Regions from separate parts of the Mus musculus genome. Here region 1 is linked to region 2. Evidence: chromatin contacts called from ENCODE Hi-C or POLR2A ChIA-PET data. All regions are on one chromosome and are shown on one strand. The core of a region is the stretch at or near the end of the contact, and the rest is flanking DNA. Distances in the headings are between cores, read along the strand shown. Region 1 holds the start of Gna11 (guanine nucleotide binding protein, alpha 11). Region 2 holds the start of Fzr1 (fizzy and cell division cycle 20 related 1).

Region 1 (7,831 bases), core at 2,548-5,047, 170 kb before region 2:
CTAGGTGGGGGTGTACTCTCAGGCCTCTGCCTCTGCTCAGGCCTCAGTTTCCCTCTGGTGTTGGTGATAATCCCCAGTGCTCTTTATTTTGAAACTCAGGCTCACTAACACCACAGGGTAACTTCTAATTTCTCCTGCTCTGCTCAAACTTGTAATCCTCTTTTCTCAGGATCCCAGTTGCTGGGATGATAGGCTTGTACCATAGGGCTAAGCTTTTTGGGCTTTCTTTCTTTCTTTCCTTCTTTCCTTCCTTCCTTCCTTCCTTCCTTCCTTCCTTCCTTCCTTCCTTCCTTCCTTCCTCTTTCCTCTCTCTCTCTCTCTCTCTCTCTCTCTCTCTCTCTCTCTCTCTTTCTCTCTCTCTCTCTCTCTTCCACAGGCAGGGTCTCACTATGACTGCCCTGGAACGCACTAGCTTAGGCTATTCTTGAACTCAGAGACTTACCCGTCTCAGCTTCCCAAGCTGAGCTACCAGGTGTCATCACTGAGGGCCACACAGATGTCTGTGGCACTAGCTGACGTTGGAGACCACATGGAAGTCCATGTTCTGTACTCCCAACTGCAAAGGCTACTTGTGTAGCACTGGTGCACAGTTGAGGGGAAGGTACATGGAAGGCTTCTGGACAAACCCTGCTCCCATTCTACCCACAAAAGTAACACCCTAGACAGACAGCCATTCAACAGATCTCTAAAGAATTGTTAAGGATGCCAGGTAGTGGTGGCATATGCCTTTAATCCCAGCACTTGGGAGGCAGAGGCAGGTGGATTTCTGAGTTCGAGGCCAGCCTGGTCTACAAAGTGAGTCCCAGGACAGCCAGGGCTACACAGAGAAACCCTGTCTCGAAAAAACAACAAAACAAAAAAACAAAAAGAAAGAAAGAAAGAAAGAAAGAAAGAAAGAAAGAAAGAGAAAGAAAGAAAGAAAGAAAGAAAGAAAGAAAGGCTGGGCGTGGTGGCACACGCCTTTAATCCCAGCACTGGGGAGGCAGAGGCAGGTGAATTTCTGAGTTCGAGGCCAGCCTGGTCTACAAAGTGAGTTCCAGGACAGCCAGGACTACACAGAGAAACCCTGTCTTGAAAAACCAAAAAAAAAAGGATGTATCCCAAGTGAGTCCTGGCAGGATACAGGTCGGGAAGGACTCAGTTCCTCTAAGGGCTGGCCCCAGGGAATGTGACCATGCTCCAGTGCACATTATACAGGCAACACAAACTGGACTTGTGGGTTTTTAAATTTTTCTTTTTTTGGGGTGGGGCTCACAAGGTTGGGGGTAGACCTGGGAGGGTTGGGAAGTGAGTATGATCAGGGTTCATGATATGAACTCCCCAAATAATAAGAAAAATTATGTTGGAGAAGAAAAAAAGAGACCTGAGCCACCATGGGTGTCACCGTCATTGAGAACAAGAGTTATCCTGGGTCAGTTCGGAGCACAGGAATCACCAACCCCAAACTGGGTGAGGCAGGAGGAAGCTGCAGTCCGGGCCAGTCTGGTTTACAGAGCCTCAGTCTGTCCTTCCTCGGTGGTACCTGCACATGGCCTTGGGTGTGCTCACCCCCGTGGACGCACACTGGCCATTGGGTATCCTCCACCATGGCCCTCTGCCTCTTTGCCCTGCGCCAGTCTGCTAGGCCATGAGTACCTGGATTTATCTGTCTCCACCTCAGTGTGGGGATGAGGTGGGGTCACCGGTGTGTGCAGCCATCAGTGGGTGTTGTGTTTGAACTCAGGTCCTCATGCTTGCCTAGAAAGTCCTCTTAGGAGCGGAGTACTCCCCTCAGCTCCACCCTGCTGCCCCTTTTGACAGGGTTTCTCTGTGTGCCCCTGGCTGTCCTGAAACTCACTCTGTAGACCAGACCACCTTGAACCTCACGAGAGATCCAACTGCCTCTGCCTCCAAGGTGCTGGAATTAAAGGCGTGCGCCAAGGCCTGGCTGCTTGGAACCCTTTTTTGCCGACAATTTACCAGGTGATGATCCCTAACCCATGAATCCAAACAGAACAGCTCACAGGGGCTGGAGGGTAGTATGGCCCAGTGGTACCGTACTTGCTGTTCCTGCAGAGGACCCAGGTTTGGTTCCCAGTATCCACTGGGGGTTCACAGCCACCTGTAACTCCAGCTCCAGAGATGTGACACCCTCACAGGCAAGGAAAACATCAGTGCATGTAAAATAAGATTAAATTATTTTAAGAAAAGGAAACTATGTATGCACACAAAGATAAATGTGAACAGGCATCATGGCATATGCCTGTCATTCCAGCACTGGGATGGTCAAGGCTCAAGGGGTTGCGCCTATGAGCTGCAAGAGGAACTTTGACCACATTGGGCCACCCGGGAGCCCCTTGTCTGGGCCATGAACTCCTGGGGTGGGGACAGAGGCCCTGATAGGAGAGTTTCAGAGGAATAATCTCCCCACAACCCCAATCAGCTAGTAAATGAAGACTTTGACCCTCCCCTTGCCGTCTTATCTCAAGGCTGGGCAATCAGGCAGGGACTGGGACAGGAACGCATGCAGCACAGGCCTGACTTTCAAGTTCTTTGTAGTCTCTTATTATTGACACATGCCCTGATTGAGTGCTGACTGGGTACGCATGCCTCTTTCTGGAAGGTAGAAAACACTTCTCAGGTTTGTGAGTTAGTTTACACTTGGGGGACTCAGATTGACCCACCAACAGGGAACTTACCTGCCTGGTACATGCGGGGGGCGGGGGTGGGGTGGGTTCCACTCCAGCACATGCAAACCACATTCATGGGCGTTCACATGCACAACAACAGCGTAAATTGGTGCTTGGTATACAGCAGGCAGACTGTTAATAATGCTTATTCTTCACCTGCCAGTAAGCCTGGTTGACAGTATATATGTATGTATGTGTGTGTGTGTGTGCGTGTGTATATATATACACACATATACATATATACATATATGTGTATGTATATATACACACATATGTACATATACACACATATATGACATATGTATATATGTATATATATATATATACACACACATATATATATGAAATCAGGCAGCATATTAATAGGAGGTACTGTGCTGCATCAGCACATAGTACACAGTAGGAGCTATATACAATATGTGGTATACGGCAGGCACAGCATTCATATTTGGCATACGTTGTATATGTGAAAAACACTTGGTTTGTATACCCTATATTGAATGTGGCAGTTACATATGCGTGTTTCCTTAAGGCTTGGTATACAGTAGATGTGATATTAATGCCTGAGCTACCACAGGCTGCCGCATCAGTGTATACTCTACAGCAAGCATTGTGTTCATACTTGTGACCTGTGTGGTATTTAACGAGTGCTGCATGAATGTACTGTACACAGTAGGGCATGAATTTCTGCCTGGCACACGATAGGCCTGCTTAGGAATGGATGAGCGAGCCGGTCAGGGCGTTTTCTCACATCCGCAGGCGGTGACGGCCTCGCTCCAGAGAACTGCAGCCTCTCTCTTGGCGCTCTCAGCACAGCCTCGGGGAGCCGAGAGAAGCCGAGCGCAGCCGAGCGGCGCCTGCCCGAGCCGAGAGGAGCCGAGTGTAGCCGAGCGGCGCCTCCCCGAGCCGAGCCTCGCTTCGCCTCCCGAAAGGAACCGAGCTCGGGCTTCCGAGTCCTCCCCATTCCCACAATCCTCGGCGTCCGCGCCCAGCCGCGAACCGTTCAACCCCTTCCCACGTCGACGCAACCCCACGCGCGCTTGCGCTGCGCCCTCCAGACCCCGCCCCCGAGCGGCGAGGCCCCGCCCCCAGGCGATCCTAAAGTCCTGTCCCTGCGGCGCGCGCGCGCGCGCAGCCGTGCGGCCCCTCCCATTGGCCGCGCCGCCTGCCCGTCCCGGGGCCCGTGGCAGCGCTTCAGGTCCTCGGGCGCCGGCGCTCGGTGGCGACGGCTGCGGGTAGCGGCGGCGGCGGCGGCTGCGCTGCACGGCGCGGACGGTGGACGCGCCTCTGGGGCCGGGCCGTGGCCTTCGGGGAACCGGGAAGAGGTAGGGCCGGGCCGGCGGCAGCCGGAGGACCGCGACGATGACTCTGGAGTCCATGATGGCGTGTTGCCTGAGCGACGAGGTGAAGGAGTCGAAGCGCATCAACGCGGAGATCGAGAAACAGCTGCGGCGGGACAAGCGCGACGCCCGGCGCGAGCTCAAGCTGCTGCTACTTGGTGAGCTGCGTGCCCGTGCCGTGGGACCTCTGTCACGGGGACCGGGTGGGTGCACGGGGCATCCGGGCCTTGCCGGGGTCTCCGCGCGCGCAGGGTGCTGCAGCCGCCGCGGTCTCTGGTCCCCGGCGAGTAGCGCGCGGTGACAGTCGGGTGCGACCCCTTCAGACCGCTGCCCACGGCCTGTCGGGCCACCTCGGATGTCCTCGGGGCAACTAGTCAGCGCTGCCCTGCAGCGGTCAGCCCTTCCGGGATCGCTGCACCCTGAGCAGTGCAGGTGGCTTGGGCCTGTGGTGGCCAGCTTCTCCCGTGTGGTCCCCTGGGCTCAGCCTGTGCGACCCTTTGTGGCCAGCCTTTCTGTTATCCAGGCCTTAGATTCATTCGGGGTCAGCCTCCTGCCTCTGATATCTGTGGTGAGATTTTGCATCTGCTGGCCACATTGGGCCCCAGGACCCTGGGAGACTTGCTTTCTGTCGCTCCTGAGAATTCTTGCACGGAGGTGGCCCTTGGCCCTGCCGCACCAAGTAGGCTCTCTCCTTTCCATTGTCCCCACATAGCCTCCGGTGAGCCCTGTAAGCTGTCTTGCTCTCATGATGCCCCTTTGGATTACAGACTCCCCAAGACAGTTCCCAAAGGGTTGCACCCTCCTCTCTACCTCCAAGGACTATACACCCAAATGGTCCTGCTTTGCTTCTGGCTTGTTGCTTTCGTGGGTACTCCTCAGTCTCCCTCTCTTTTCCATAGATCCTCTGAATTCCTCCACATTGGAGTGGGTGGCTTTTCTTCTTTGGGCTTCTGTTGTGCCGGAACCCAGTAGGTTGACAGCAGTCAGCCTTGCAGCCTCCCTGGCCCTGTCCTGCCTCCTGGGGGTCCAGTCTTGTCCTCTCCACACCCCACCCACCCCAGGGAAGCTCAATGTGTGTCTGTCACTTCCTGGGGTTCTGACTCCTCAAGGCCCACCTGTTGCTGGGAGCCAGGGAGCCCAGGTCCTCTTGTTGTCACCCCAAATAAGAGCCCAAAATGAGGACAGGGTAGCCTGGGCCCTGTGGGGGTTTACAAAACAGACTGGGGAGCTCTGCCTGCCCCTCCCAGATCCCAGATGAGCTACATGCAGTTCAAGAATGGGGACCCAGGACAAAGGGTGGCCTTGGAGAACCTGAGGAAAGGACTGTGGGGAGCCTTTGACTAGGAGGGGTGGAGGGCAGTGATACTCCAATTGTCCCATGAGAGATGTCAGGTAGGAGTACACGCTGTCTTCTGTTGCTGTGGCCTGTGTGGTTCTCAGGGTCATGGAGCCTTGGTTACTTTTCTCCAGCATGGTGGGATTCCCTCAAAGCTCTATGCAGCTTTCCAGGAAGGATGGGATAAGAAGAGGACAGAGCAGCCCAGAGCAAACAGCAGTGGCCCCAGGGTAGTCATATGGGGGCCACAGTATGGCCCTAGCCCACCTCTGCAGGGGGTCAGCAGCTGCCAGGTAAAGATGACATTGGTTGGCTGAGCCCAATAGTGTGTCATCCCAGCTCTGTCCTGTCCCCAAAGCTGGCCTTGAAGTCCCCTCGGATTCAGGAGTGCTCCCTGGCCCTCTGTGCTATGGCCTGGCTAAGCTGACCAGCAGCTGAAGGACTCTGCATTGACCTGCACACAGCACCTTGCCTCTACCCAAGGCAATTTGGTTCTTAACTGCCACCTGTGCCCTCAGGGCACCTGTGTCTGCAGTCACACCCTTCCCACAGAAGGGTCCTGCGCCCGTTGTAGAGTCTGGGATTTGCTTTACAAGAGCAGAAGGGTAAAGGGAGGACGGGAGTGAGCATTGGGCACTGCTCAGGGTCTTGCTGTGAGGGCTTCCCGGAGGAGGTGACCATGACCTTGGTTCTCTAGCAGTCTCTTTGTCCCAGGTATTGGGGGTGGGGGTTCGGTGAGACCTGCTCCACCCTCCTGCAGGCTGCCTCATTGATTGGCTGTCCCTGATTTTACATCAGCTGTCTGGAGGGTGGAGACCCTGTGCCCTACCGCCTGAGGTGGAAGCAGGGCAGGGATTGCTCTTCTGGAGCCCTGCCCTCTGGAGCAGGCAGGGTCCCCCTGCCCCATTCCCCGAGTGGTCCTTTTGGAAAGAGCTCCTCTCTGTGTGCAGGACTCTGACCTCTTTCCCCAGGTTTGAAGCCGCCATCGTCATACCTGGTGTGCATCTGTGGCAAACAGTCTGGGAGTGGGTTTTATATCCTCCTCCTGTTCTTCCAGTCCCTGTGTGGCCTGGGGAGATTGTTCAGCCAGGCAGAGCATTGACTGCAGGCTTGTTCTTGGGGTGGGCGTCCTGGTCACTGCAGGGTAGTGAGCTGCATCCCTAGACATCACTCAGTGTACCTAGGCTGAGGCACCCCCCTGGAGTTGTGCATGGTGGTACCTGATATAAAGTAACTTGCAAAACTAATTGGTGGCCAGTGCAAGTTCTCAGAACTGAAGCCACACGGAACTGTGTGCACCTCCCCACTGGAGGGTGACACGCTCCAGGCTTGTCCTGGGACACTTAGGTGGCTCTGGTGGTGAGCAGTGATGGGCATGAGACTACCAGGAGCGACCCTGTGGCCAACAGGGCTTCCAGTTCCACACTTAATCAGGCTGTTCAGAGGTTCCTATGGCCTCAGACTCTGCAGACCCTAGGGACCTCTGCTTCCCTGTGTGGCTCCAGGCTGGGGCAGAGCAGTGCTGTCACTGGGGAGCCAGCCACCCAGAACTTTCGCTTAGAAATCCCTGTCCCGGAGGCCGGGCAGGGCTGGGCCCAGCTTTCTAAATAAAGCAGGAGGTTGGCTCCCAGCTTCCTGTCCCGAGCCGTGGGCTGGGCGGCCAAAGGCCGGGGATCCGGCGGGGGTGGCCCAAGGGTTGGGCCTGACTTCTGCCCTGGGAAGAAGGCCTCAGCTGGATCTCTACTTACTGCTTCTGTCTCCAGATCCTGGTGGCTTCAGGCCATCCCAGGAGGCCAAGGATGCGCTGCCCCTCCCCCGTGAGATCCTTGAACTGATTCCCAGAAAGACATATCTATCCCCAGCGCCACACAAACCAGGTGTTTAGGTGTTTAGAGTGCAGGCAGGAAGATCCAGAGTTCAAGATCATCTCAACTACATAGGGAGTTCAAGACTATCCTGGGCAGCATGAGACCCTGTCTCCAAAAGAGGGGACAGGTTGTATCTCTAAGGACTTGGGGGTTCCACGAGTGCAGTGCTGTCCCCACTCTGTGGCGAGGCCTATCTGAGGTGGCTGTAGCCGTGGTGACCTGCATGGGCTTGCTTCTTCCTCTCCAGCTGGCACTCAGTACTAGTGGTCCTGCTAAGGACAGGCTATGTGGCCCTAGGAGCATGGTAAATACAGGGAGAGGTCAGCCCCTGGGCTGTTTGTGCACTTTGTCAGCCACTGACCGGGTGCCTTCCAGGGTGTCACTGCAGGCTAGGAATGATAGCCAGGGCAGGGCAGGGGCTGAGGTGTCTACAGAGCTGAGTTGCATTCCCTGGCCTTACACAGTGGCGTAGCATGTAAAAGACCAAGCGTGAGCAGGGTGGTACTTTACTGTCAGCATCCTTGCTGTCCCATGGAGCCACGTTTGCAGGTCTGTGCCTCAGTTTTCCAGGGCTAGGTGGCTTGAGAGTTGGGGCGCCTGCATCTACTCATTGCTGGA
Region 2 (7,740 bases), core at 5,102-7,601:
ATCCTGTGTGACGTCAAATACTGAAGGAAAAGGGTCCAATTCCCCGTAGGACCCCCTCAAGGGAAATCCCAGCGCTCCCGGGAGCAGCGAGTACCTCAAAGCGGAAGTCCCCCGAAGGGGGGGCACTTCTGGCACTGCTCACCGTGTTTTCGTCTACAGGGACTCGTCAATAAGCTCCGTATACTCGGGACAGATGGAGAGAGTCGCTGCGACAGCTCCAAGAACAGGTCCGCGGACGCATCTCGCGCGACGTCCTCTGGACGCCGCCATCTTGATGGCCACGTGACCATGCTGGGCGGAACCATCGTCGCGACTAGGGGTGACCACACCCGGAACGATGCGGCAGCGACGCCCCAGGACTGTCCTAAGAGCCGGAGAAGCAACTTCCGGTCTTCCTCCGGAAGAAGAGTTTCCGACCGTCTCTCCCATAGAGAAAAGAAAATGGTTTGATCCCATTCACAGCACAACCGGGCCGGCCGTGCATAGCGCATGCGCAGTGTATAGTGGGCGTGGCTATGTTCTACAGGGCGCGGCCAATGGTCTCTGGGACCAAAACAGAGGAAAAGAAATGGGAGATAAAATAGGCGTTACGAGCAATCTCAGCAGTGAGGGCACTTGCAGTCAATTTGAGAATGAGTTCGATTCTGGGGATCAACAGGATATACGGCAGTGACATGACCATAAAGTCGAAGTTTAAATTTTTAAATATGCCGGGCGTTGGTGGCGCACGCCTTTAATCCCAGCACTCAGGAGGCAGAGGCAGGTGGATTTCTGAGTTCGAGGCCAGCCTGGTCTACAGAGTGAGTTCCAGGACAGCCAGGGCTACACAGAGAAACCCTGTCTCGGGGAGAAAAAAAAAAAAAAAGCCGGGCGTGGTGGCGCACACCTTTAATCCCAGCACTCGGGAGGCAGAGGCAGGCGGATTTTTGAGTTCAAGGCCAGCCTGGTCTACAAAGTGAGCTCCAGGACAGCCAGGACTATACAGAGAAACCCTGTCTCGAAAAAACAAAACAAATGTATATATGTGTGTGTGTGTAAATGTCATGAAGTTCATTACTTTTTTGGTTTAAAGATTTATTTATTTATTTTTAAAGATGTACTTATAATATATAAGTACACCGGTTGTGAGTCACCATGTGGTTGCTGGGAATTGAACTCAGAACCTCTGGAAGAGCAGTCGGTACTCTTAACCACTGATCTCTCCAGCCTCCTCATTACTTTTTTTTTTTTTTTTTTTTTTGAGACAGGGTTTCTCTGTATAGCCCTGGCTGTCCTGCAACTCACTTTGTAGACCAGGCTGGCCTCAAACTCAGAAATCCGCCTGCCTCTGCCTCTCGAGTGCTGGGATTAAAGGCCTGTGCCACCACGCCTGGCTTCCTCATTACTTTTTTAATGATTTATGTACATTGGTGTTTTGCCTGGATGTGTGTCTATGTTAGGGCGACAGATCCTCTGGAACTGGAGTCAGAGTTGTGAGTCACCATGTGGGTGCTGAGAACTGAACCTGGGTCCTCCGGAAGAGCAGTCAGTACACTCAACCACCAAGCATGTCTCCAGCCTCCATGAAGTCCGTTATTACATAATTATGTAAATTTAATTTATGGTAATAACAATTTTTAAAGTAAAAATAAAATTAAGACAAAAATACACTATTTTTCAGAATGCTACCAGGAAGCCTGTTATTATATGGGCTTGTATGATGCATGGATATAAATGTGGAAAATGCAAATGTCAGTACATACGCTAAAAATACACAATTTACATGCCAAAAATTCAAAGTAAAATGAATATTAGACTGGGAATGAATGTTTAAAACATTTTATAACTGAGCTTACATCTTTAAATCCCAGCACTCAGAAGGCAGAGGCAGGTGGAGCTCTGTGAGTTTGAGGCCAGATCTACACAGCAAGTTCCATCCAGCGCTACATAGTGAACACCTGCCTTAAAATACAAGAGAAAAATCACGTCTGCTCTGTGATGCGGCTCTTTGCTAAGCAGTCCTCCATGGGCAAGCAACATGGGAGGAAACCCACAATGGAGCTGACACGGTTGGGCCCAGAGTCACTTTTTGATTTCTTGGTTGGATTTCCTCTCTAGATGTTTGTTTTTGTGACCAGCATCTTGCTCTGCAGCCCAGGGCTGGCCTCCAACATGGGACACTGCCTCCTGAGTTCTGGGACCACAGACCACAACTGTTCATGTACATCCTGTGGGCTCTGAAAGTGCCTTCCCCAGGTGAGGTAGCGTGTGTGGAGGCCGGGTGGAGTGAGAGACCAGGTCTCAAAACATAAGAATGATTGAGGAAGACACTTCCATCTGTGCACGTTCATATGCACAGAAAAAAAAACATAAACACATGGCCGCAGATAAGGGACCGCACTGTCACCCTGGCCAGCTTGCCATAGGACACAGCTTTGATGTTTACACGAAGCTTCAGGAAAGGCTGTGGTTGCTGTAACAGATCACAGGATCCGGTGATATCAGGTGTGATCCAGCCCCCATACCAGCCAGTGGGAAGGGATAGGCCCAAGAGTGCAGGAAGCAGATATGAATTCAGAGCTTGGCATGCTGCCAAGGCTGCCCTGGGAGGAGCTGAGAGCAGAAAATGCCACCCAGGACCCAGCATCCATGACTTTCCCTCAGCAGCTATGGTTGGTCAGCCAGCAGTGGCTAGTGTGTGGCCCCATCACTCCTGTCTCTGTCAGTACAAGACTGGGTTTTATTAGCCTGGCAGTGGAAGCATCGCCTTTAATCCCAGCACTCTGGAGGCAGAGGCAGGTGGATCTCTAAATTTGAGGCCAGCCTGGCCTACAAAGTGAATCCAGGACAGCCAGGCCTAAAAACAGTAAACTCGGTCTTGAAAACAAAATAAACAAAATGGGGGGTTGTTATTGAAATGAACCCTATGTCTCTTCTAGCCTCAGTGCCTGAGCTGTGGGACCACAAGCCTTTGTCACTGAAACTGGCTATTTGGCTCTGTTGTCATTTTATTTTGTTACATTTATGGGTAGATCACATATACCAAGGTGTCATGTGCAGAAGTCAGCTCCTCCTTCCACCATGTCTTCTGAGAATCGACCTCAGGTCCCTCAGCTTGGTGGCAGGCACTTTGCCTGCCCAGTCATCTCACTGGCCCCATGGCTTGACATCTGAACTCCTGTCTCACGTTTTCAGGGCAAGCATGTTACTATGCCATTGCCCACACCTCCAATTTTTGTAGGTTTTTTTTTTCATCTATTTATGTTTTGACAACAGAGCCAGGTGGAGTACAGCTGTGCCACACTGCAGCCCAGACAGGCTGGCCTGGGCTATGCATTTGCTGAGGTCCGCAGGCTCAGGTTCCAGGCGCCCCAGGGCCAGAGCGTCTGCAGGTACTCTGCAAGTCTTGCATGGGGACACCTTCTGTGCACCCCCAGCAGGCTGGTGCAGGCTTCTCCATCACCACACCCAGCGCTGTCTTCTCCAGACCCAGGGACTAAGCTTTTCTGCCCTGCCCCCATCGGTTATGCCAAGTTAATCAAACTTAATAATAAAATTTAACAAAGGAATAGATTTATAAACTTTGCTATATCATCAAAATAACTTTTCAGATTTTCTTCTTTGTTCTCTCTTAACGGCTTGGTGTGTATGTGTCAGTGTGAGTTTATGTGGAACACGTTTATGCAGTAACATCAGAGGCCAGAAATGGCATCGGATTCCTCTGGAGTTATGGTTGGTTGTGAGTCGCCACAGGCTGCTGTGAGTTGAACCCAGGTCCTCTGCAAGAGCCAATGCCATTACTCCCAGCCCATGTGGAGCTCCTGATCCTCCTGACTCCATGCCTCAGGGTGAGCTCCACCTTGCCTGGTTTGTGTGGAGCTAATGCTGTAGAGGGTGGTATGTGCCAGGTAAGGGTCCAGACCTGGCCTTAAAGTGTATTGTAATTTATTTTTTGGTGGGTGCTAAGCATAATCCTCACTGGTGTTAGGCAAACACTCCTATGGAGCTATATCTCCAGTTGTATTTAATATTTACTGCAGTATTTCCAGGTGTATTATTTGAAATCTGTGAATGTTTATTTCTTGTGTGTACTCGTGTGTGTGCACACCACCGTGCTGCTGTGGAGGCCACCTGAAAAGGCACCCACTCTCTCCTTCCTCCACGTGGACCTGGGGATCAAACTTCAACATTTCAGGCTTGGCAGAAAGCACCTTCACCAGCTCCTTCATTATTTATTCTGAGCCAGGGTCTCCCTGAATGTCCTAACTTCTCACCTGAACCTCCTCCAGCCACTGGCACCCAGGAATCTTCTTCCCATCTCTGGACATTTCCTGTCAGAGTCCACAAGGTGGGCGTGGCACTTTGTGTCTGGCCCTCTCACTGAGCCATGTCCTTCCGGGTCCCTCTGCTTTATAACCCATTAGATCCCTGGCCTTTTTCATGGCTGTGTTATGTCCCACTTCGGCCATGGGGCTTGTCCCTTCTCCAGAGGGTGGGCACTAGATTGTGACTAAAGGGGCATCCATGTTGCTGTAGGAGGTTCTGAGTGGGTGGCTCCACTTGCAGAGGCCTGGTCTTGAGTCTTGGCTGTTCCATTTCTGAACAGCTGCCAGCCCCTCTCTTGCTCTGGCTATGGCTATCACAATCTGCCAGGTAAGGAGAACGGCCCAACTCCCCCCAAAGCCTTGTAGTATAATTTGTTTTGGCATTACGTTGGATCTGAGTAGACCCCACAGGAAGAGTGCTCAACCACCAACGGGAATCTGAGACTGAGATAGCAGCATGTGTTGAACACCAGAAGTCCTTTGCACAACCCCTTCCCACTATGTCCACTGAGCTCACTCAGCCCGAGGCTCATCCTTTGCCCTATGTGCATTTAATTTTTTAAATAGTTCTACTTGTGCCTGTAATTGATGGTGCATGCTTTTGATCCCAGCTCTTGGGAGGTAAAGGCAGACAGATCTCTGAGTTTGATGCCAGCCTGGTCTGCACAGCAAGTTCCAGGACAGCCAGGGCTACACTAAGAGACCCTAACTCGAAAAACCAAACAGAAGGCCAAACAACACAACAAAACCCAACCCTATTTGGGTTTTTTTTTTTTTTTGGTGTTTTGTTTTGTTTTTTAAGATTTATTTACGTGTTTTATGTAAGTACACTGTCGCTATCTTCAGACACACCAGAAGAGGACATCGGATCCCATTACAGATGGTTGTGAGCCACCATGTGGGAATTGAACTCAGGACCTCTTGGAAGAACAGTCTGTGTTCTTAATTTGTTTAGTGTCATTTACCCAGGGGCTGGCACAGGTGTGCCCATGGGATGGTCAGAGTTACACCTTGCAGGAGTTGGTTCTCGCCCTCTACCAAGTGATCCTGGGTATAAGGTGGGCTCCAGCTGGCTTAGCTGCAATCACCCTACCTTTTGAGCCATTGTGATGGGCCCAACATGTATGGTTTTGAACCTGGACCCTCTTGAGGTTTATTTCCAGCTGTCATCACTTGGGGCTTCTGGGAGTGAGTACTCAGGGACACGATAAATATTTTGGGGGGGCAGGTGTCTAACAGTCGTTCTAACAATGCAGAAGTTGAGGCTGGAGAATTGCTTCCAGCTCGAGGCTAGCCTGGCTAGAGAGAAAAAGGTAGCTCGAAAATTGAAAACAATAAACGCACAGTGAGTAACCAGCAGCGTCCGCGCGCCGAGCGCCATCCGTGGGGTAGTCACTTAACTGTTGAGTGAATCATAGCTTCAGGGGGAAGCGCCCCACTTCTTCCACAAACAGGAGCCACGCCTTCCTCCGCGCCTAGTTACTCCTGTTCTAGTCGTCCCCCCCCCCCATTCAGCCGTGGTCTTCCCCGACTGCTCATCCCAACACGGTTGCCCCGGGCAACAAGTGCCGTCTCGCTTCCTGTATTGATTTAAATCCTGAAGGACGTCCCATACTCCCGAGCTGCTCCGCGCTGGGGCGCGCAGGCGCAGCTGTTTGGGGTGGACGCGAGCACGGCACAGAGTGGGAGTGTCTAGGGGGCGTGCCCGCAAGGGACAGGGAAAGAGGCGGTGTGGGGGCGTGGCCTAGGAGAGGCGTTGGTAACTCGAGGGGCGTGGCTTCAGCACAGGCCACAGGGGGTTGGCGGAGAGATCCGTGCGTGTGGGCCGTGAGCGTGGCTGAGGGCGTGGCTTGCCCACGGAAAACCTTGGCGGCGTTGGGGGGGAGGACCTAGGGGGCGTGGCCTAGGCGCGGTGATGCGCTGGGCGGCGGGGCCGGTCGCGGGCGCGCGCGCGGCCTGCGGGACAGATTGGGGGAGGGAGTCGGGTTGCCACTGAGTTCCGCCATATTAGCTACCGCGGAGGCCGGGGGATTCCCGTGAGCAGCGGCGGCGGGGCCTGTCGCAACGGCGGGGCCTCGAACAGGCGCGGCGTGTTCCTGGGACCGGCGGGAACCGGCGGGTGCCGGCTGGCGACCGGAGCGAGGCAGGTGAGGACACGGGTGACTCGGGGACCCGCCCCCCCAGCCGACCCCTTCCTTCTCTGGGGCTCCAGTGCGGCCTGATCCTGAACCCCACATCCCAGCGACCTCCAGTACCGGCCCCGACCCCGCCAGCTCTCTGAGTCTGTCAGAGTCCTCCATCCCCAGAGCTCTGCTCTGATAGTTGCTCCCCTCGAATCCAGGGCACCACCCGTCTTGTTCCCCCGAACCCCAGAATGCAAACCAGCTTCCCAGATGAGGCCCTGAGTCACCCCAACCCTGAGTCCCCTCACCCGGCAACCTCGCCTTGACCTCGCTCTGTCCATCACAGCAATCATCGCCCAGAGCCTTGTTCAGAGCACGGCTAATGTCCAAATCCAGGCATTCCACATGTTGCAGCTCAGAACCCTAGGTCAGGCTCCTTGCGCCCCCAAATTCAGGTCACCCTTTACTACTTCCACCAAAACCACCCAATTCAGGTGAGGTCCTGAGTCAGATCTCAGACGGTCTGTCCCCAATGACCTCGCCCTGTCACCAACACTCTGTATTCTTTTGAGCTATGTTCCCTTAAATTTAGAGCATTCTGTCTCATGCTGATCACTCAAGACTCAACTGCAAACCATTCATCTGCACCCTGTTGACTTCCAAATGTAAATCCCCCTGCCTCAGATGCTCCCTACATCCAAACTGGGATCTGAGTCAACCTCCAGAGTCCAGGAGTCTCAAATCTGGCATTCCCCAGGTGGGAAGGATTGTGAACTAAATTTGCCGTAAACACCCAGTGGTTCAGCCAACAACCAGGTGTCTCATCTCAGGGGAGACATGGCCAGAAACCACAGACATTCTGTGTCCCCAAATCCACCACGTACCCTCTCAGATCTGAACCTCCACTCTGTGTCTTCAAATGCAAGTCCAGGTCCTTCCATCCTCTATCCCTGATCCAAAGCCATTGTCCCCTACAAAGCCCTTAAATCACCCCACCAACTTCACTTGTCTCCAGCTGTAAGCCTGACACCAACCTCTGTATAGGCATTACCTTCCTACCCCGCTCCCCTAAATTCTCTGCTAATTGAGAGCACCTGGTGGGATGCACTCCTTGTTGAGAACACCTGGTGGGAAGCACGCCCCCTACCCGTCCTGTCTGAGAGATGACCTCATTCCTCTGGCTGCTGAGTCCCAGTCCTAGCTCCTTCCTGCTGTTTGAATGAGGGTGATTCCCCAGTGAAGATTCACCCAGAACAGACACCACCTCTGGCTCTCGGGATCAGGGCTTAGAAAGAAAGGGAGTTGGTGGCTCT

What was found. Hi-C counts contacts between places; a loop is a spot of excess contacts on that map. ChIA-PET counts read pairs that join two places held with the same protein, here RNA polymerase II (POLR2A).
Region 1: a map of gastrocnemius shows a loop between it and region 2 (2.3-fold over the local background). The contact joins the promoter of Gna11 here to the promoter of Fzr1 in region 2. A Hi-C loop is called at or near these places in 5 of 37 maps with a recorded cell type or tissue (CH12.LX, gastrocnemius and heart). POLR2A ChIA-PET finds 5 or more read pairs at or near these places in 1 of 5 experiments (Patski).

Annotation. Positions count from the first base shown.
Region 1 is chr10:81,541,128-81,548,958 of GRCm38, reverse strand. It overlaps Gna11 (guanine nucleotide binding protein, alpha 11), which reads left to right and starts at 3,797. Exons shown (of 7, transcript NM_010301.4): 1 at 3,797-4,167. The coding sequence starts at 4,032.
Region 2 is chr10:81,376,981-81,384,720 of GRCm38, reverse strand. Fzr1 (fizzy and cell division cycle 20 related 1) reads left to right here and starts at 6,351. Exons shown (of 14, transcript NM_019757.1): 1 at 6,351-6,451. Dohh (deoxyhypusine hydroxylase/monooxygenase) reads right to left here and starts at 287. Exons shown (of 5, transcript NM_133964.3): 1 at 143-287. It overlaps Gm48551 (predicted gene, 48551), which reads right to left and starts at 287. Exons shown (of 6, transcript NR_168929.1): 1 at 143-287.